2 separate regions of the Homo sapiens genome follow, and region 2 is linked to region 1. Evidence: chromatin loops called from intact Hi-C (ENCODE). Cell type or tissue: dorsolateral prefrontal cortex. All regions are shown on one strand.

Region 1 (2,500 bases):
TCCAGGGTAACTAGTAATGTTAATCTCTCTATAAAAGAGGTTGAGAAAATAACAGGCAGCCCCACTGAAGGTCAGAATCTTCTAAAGTTCATGCTTCCTCACCTGTGCTGACAAGTCCTGCAAAATTTGGGGCACAGGGAACTGCTGATATTATTTTGCTGTGAATAATAAACAGTAAATGGCCGGGCGCAGTGGCTCATGCCTATAATCCCAGCACTTTGGGAGGCTGAGGTGGGTGGATTGCCTGAGCTCAGGAGTACTAGACCATCCTGGGCAACACGGTGAAACCCCGTCTCTACTAAAACACAAAAAATTAGCCAGGCATGGCAGCGTGCACCTGTAATCGGGAGGCTGAGGCAAGAGAATCACTTGAACCCAGGAGGTGGAGGTTGCAGTGAGCCAAAATCACAAGACTGCCCTCCAGCTGGGGCGACAGAGGGAGACTCTGTTTCTAACTGAATAAATAACTAAAAATAGTATATGTCTCTGACCCAGGTTCTTTTCTTCTGTTATATGTGTGAATATGTAACTGTACTTGGCTGCCTTGTTGCTTGAAAATAAGGTAAAATTTCAGACTCTTAGCATTCTCTGACTTAACACAAGTAAATATTAATAAGGTTTGTCTGTGTCCCCACCCAAATCTCATCTTGAATTGTGCTCCCATAATTTCCACGTGTTGTGGGAGGGACCCGGTGGGAGATAATTGAATCATGGGGCCGGTTTCCCCCATACTGTTCTCGTGGTGTTGAATAAGTCTCAGGAGCTCTGATGGTTTTATCAGGGGTTTGCGCTTTTGGGTCTTCCTGATTCTCTCTCTTCCTGCTGCCATCCACTTAAGAAGGGACTTACTCCTCCTTGTCTTCCACCATGATTGTGAGGCTTCCCCAGCCAGGTGGAACTGTAAGTCCAGTTAAACCTCTTCCTTTTGTGATTTGCCCAGTCTTGGATATGTCTTTATTAGCAACGTGAAAACAGACAAATGCAAGTATCAAATAAATGTCAGTTCTTATGATGATTTTTTTTAGGAATGTAAATGACCATAAGCTAGAAAATATAGAATCGTCAGGGAAATTAGAATTTTCTTTCTTGGAATTTTCTCTCAAGGATGCCATTTAAGATTCTACTCATGGGAATCTAAAAATGTCAAACTCATAGAACCAGAGAGTAAAATAATGATTTCCAGAGGCTGGGGCTACGGAGATTGAAAAGATGTTGGTAAAAGGAACAAAATTTCAGTCACGCAAAATAAATAAGTTCAAGCGATGTATTGGCATTATGGCAACTATAGTTAATAACAATATATTGCATACTTGAAAATTGTTTGAAGAGTAGATTTTACAGTTTTCTCACTAAAAAAGAAGTATGTGAGATCATGTATATGTTAAGTAGCACAATTTAGCCATTCCACAAATGTATAAATATATCAAAACATAATGGTGTGTATAACTATATAAAATTTATACTTGTCAATTAAAAAATAAAAATAAATAAAATTATATCAGATGAAGGAAAAGCATTTCTACATATTGACTGTAGTCCAGAATTGAATGAGTTTATTTTTTCCCTCAATGTTTTCAGATGGAAATAAATTTGAAACAAACATTCCTGAAATGTCTATTTTTTCCTTTGTGTTTTACTATGGTAGGAACACTTAACATGAGATCTACTCTCTCAAATTTTTAAGTATACAATACGTGGTTGATAACAGGTAAAATGTTGTACAGCAGATCCCTAGAGCTTATTTTACTTGCTTGGCTGAACCTTTATGCTCCATGATTAGCTACTTTCCATATTCCCTTCTTCCCAGCTCCTGGTAACCACCAATCCATTCTTTGACTTTATACATTTGATGATTTTTGATGCCCCCCTAAGTAAGTAGAATCGTGCAATATTTGTCTTTCTGTGACTGGGTTATACTGTTCTCCAAATTCATCCATGTTGTCAAATATTGAAGAATTTCCTTCTTTTGTAGTATTCTATTTAATGTGTAAACCATATATTCTTTATCTATTTATCTTTCAGTGGACAGTTAGATTGTTTCTGCATGTTGGCTATTGTAAATAATGCTTCAATGGACATGGAGTGGTAATATCTCTTTGAGTTTCTGATTTCAACTCTTCTGAATGTATATTCGGAAGTGGGAATGGTGCATCACATGGTAGTTACATTTTTAATTTTTTGAGGAACCTTCATAGCGTTTTCCACAATGGATGAAATATTTTACGTTCTTACCAAGTATGCAAGGGTTTCTTTTTTTTCCACATCCTTGTCAACACTTACCTTTTATCTTTAGGACAATAGTCATTCTAACAGTTGTGAGGTGATAGCATTTTGCAGTTTCAATTTGCATTTTCCTGATAATTAGTGATGTTGAGCATCTTTCCATATAGTTGCTGGTCATTTGTATGTCTTCCTTGGAGAAATGTCTATTCAAAGACTTTGCTTATTAAAACCAATTTTTTTTTGCTATTTTAATCTTTTTGGTGTTATTGTAGATGAG
Region 2 (2,500 bases), 110 kb before region 1:
GAGTGAAGAAAGGGCCAAACAGTAACTCTATTTAAAAGACCTAAAAATTTCAAATCCTAAAATGATCTATAAATATTTTAGGACGTATTGATGTGAAAAGGTGTCGACTCTGAAAGGAAAAGTCAGCAAAAGAGGCTTCACGGAAGCAGCATGTTCACGTTTTCTTCCATCCCAGAAGGTGATATTACTGGATTTTTATAAGCTCAGAGTTTGGAATCTGTTGTTTCCTTAACTGGAAAAAGCCTGAGCTTCGTGTTTCCCCAGCATCAGTGACCCAACAAGCATCTGCGCGAAGAGGAGCTGCCGGCTACCTGCAGAGAGCGTTCTCGCTGAGCTTTAGAGTCCAGAGATTTCTATCTCCTCCTCTCAAAATGCAACTGGTTATTTACTTGTAAACATTTAAATTAGTTCAAACTGATGTGAAAACTTTGTCAGTGGGGTGTGTGTGTGTGTGTGCGTGCGTGTAGTGTGCGCGCGCCTGCCTGCCAGTGGGTTTTTAACAGCACTCACAAATCATCTTGGGATTTTTCCCTGCCCCCTCTCCCTTCTTTTCCGGTTCTCAGTTAAAGCTTTCGGGACTGGAATCAAGGACTTCAGCATGCATTGTGTTTCACCCTCCAGAGTTAAATAACATTCAAGAAATATCAAAGAACCTAACTCTCAATGACCAAATTGACTAAATTTCTGCAAGTTTTAAAAAGTATATGCCTAATTTATATACCTTGCAAAAAAATTCATACTCAATTATGATATTATGTAACATATATGTTCCGAAAGCCACTTTGAACATACCAAAAGAAATGTTTCAAAGACATCAAATAGCGTAAAACACTGTGCCGCAGAGAAGGAAGAAATGCATTTAAAGAACCGATGAAAATGGCGTGCAGTATAATTACCTCAAATTGCTGTTCGCTTGACACCCTGACACTAATTTTATTCAAGCCATTGGGAAATAAATGTTTTAAAAGCACTCCTTTCCGAATGGTGGAGCTGGTGGGGGCTGTGAACTCGTTAAGGAAAGGAAAGGGTAAAGTTTCCAGCACGCAAAAATAATCAAATAATCCATTTAAAATAAGCATCTATGTAGATCGTCAGCCTTTTATGCCCACATTTTTAACGCTTGCCCTGTACGTGGATTGATTTTTTTTTCTTTCAGCATTCCCTAGCCAGATGGATTTTTGCTACTGCAGATCAGCAGAGGGTGTCAGATCTTTCAGAGTGCACCAGGCTGGAACGAGCAGAGCTTCTTAGCAACTCTCTTCTCCGCCCCCCTCCCCTCATTCTCGCGCTCTCTTCCTCCCTCAGACAACTCGCCCCCCGCCCTCCGCCCCCCTCCACGTAATTCCGAAAGAGCAGAAGAAAGAGAAGGAGAACAGGAAAAGAAGAGCTAGTAAGCGAGAGCGAGAGCACAGAAAAGAAAAAAAAAAGCCTTAAGAGGACCGAAGGGGAGGAAAGGAAAAGGATGGACAACCACAAAACGCAGCGATTGCGGAAATTTTCCAGCGCCATTGGCTGGGCAGCGTGAGTCCTTCGGTCGGGCGTGATTTCAGCACCGGGGGAACTGGACAGCACCTCGGGGGGACTTCTGGGCAACCCGCAACCACAGCAAGAACTCCACCAGCAGCCTCAACAACAGAAGCCGCGGAAAACCCTGCTTTGTATCAGAGAGGCAAGGTCAGTCCGACGCACAGCCATGCACAGGCAGTGCGCCTGTACTACGCTGCAAACCCTCTGCTTGTTTCTCTAACATGCACTTGCTTCTAATTACTAGCATTGTTTCATTTCTGATCAGTGAAGATCAGTAGATGAGATTCTGTAAGGGTGTACTTTTAATTTATATGTATATATTTAACTTCTTTTTCTGTTATTTTTAAAGTGTTGTGGGGGAGTGGGGTTTTTTTCCTACTTTTTTTTTTTTTTTTTTTTCTTTGCTTGCCTTGCACTACGTGCCTGGATAGTTTGTGGATATAATTATTGACTGGCGTCTGGGCTATTGCAGTGCGGGGGGGTTAGGGAGGAAGGAATCCACCCCCACCCCCCCAAACCCTTTTCTTCTCCTTTCCTGGCTTCGGACATTGGAGCACTAAATGAACTTGAATTGTGTCTGTGGCGAGCAGGATGGTCGCTGTTACTTTGTGATGAGATCGGGGATGAATTGCTCGCTTTAAAAATGCTGCTTTGGATTCTGTTGCTGGAGACGTCTCTTTGTTTTGCCGCTGGAAACGTTACAGGGGACGTTTGCAAAGAGAAGATCTGTTCCTGCAATGAGATAGAAGGGGACCTACACGTAGACTGTGAAAAAAAGGGCTTCACAAGTCTGCAGCGTTTCACTGCCCCGACTTCCCAGTTTTACCATTTATTTCTGCATGGCAATTCCCTCACTCGACTTTTCCCTAATGAGTTCGCTAACTTTTATAATGCGGTTAGTTTGCACATGGAAAACAATGGCTTGCATGAAATCGTTCCGGGGGCTTTTCTGGGGCTGCAGCTGGTGAAAAGG

The links. Hi-C counts contacts between places; a loop is a spot of excess contacts. Peaks named below come from ENCODE experiments on the same cell type or tissue, not always from the same donor. Only the 100,000 strongest peaks of a DNase experiment are listed, where the experiment ranks them.
Region 2: a loop joins it to region 1, with 5 times the contacts of the local background. A loop is called at or near these places in 6 of 110 quality-filtered maps.

The regions. Positions count from the first base shown.
Region 1 is chr13:83,771,071-83,773,570 of GRCh38, reverse strand. All of the region lies in intron 3 of LOC105370286 (a long non-coding RNA gene), which reads left to right. Among named protein-coding and RNA genes, the nearest start is that of SLITRK1, 110 kb to the left of the region's middle. In dorsolateral prefrontal cortex, no CTCF peak of the experiment used is centred here; no DNase peak of the experiment used is centred here; H3K27ac peaks cover 1,680 bases.
Region 2 is chr13:83,881,178-83,883,677 of GRCh38, reverse strand. SLITRK1 (SLIT and NTRK like family member 1) reads left to right here and starts at 1,204. Exons shown (of 2, transcript NM_001281503.2): 1 at 1,204-1,674; 2 at 2,118-2,500. The coding sequence starts at 2,171. In dorsolateral prefrontal cortex, CTCF peaks have their summits at 1,191 and 1,505; DNase peaks (open chromatin) are centred at 427, 1,257 and 1,557; H3K4me3 peaks cover 2,500 bases; H3K27ac peaks cover 2,500 bases.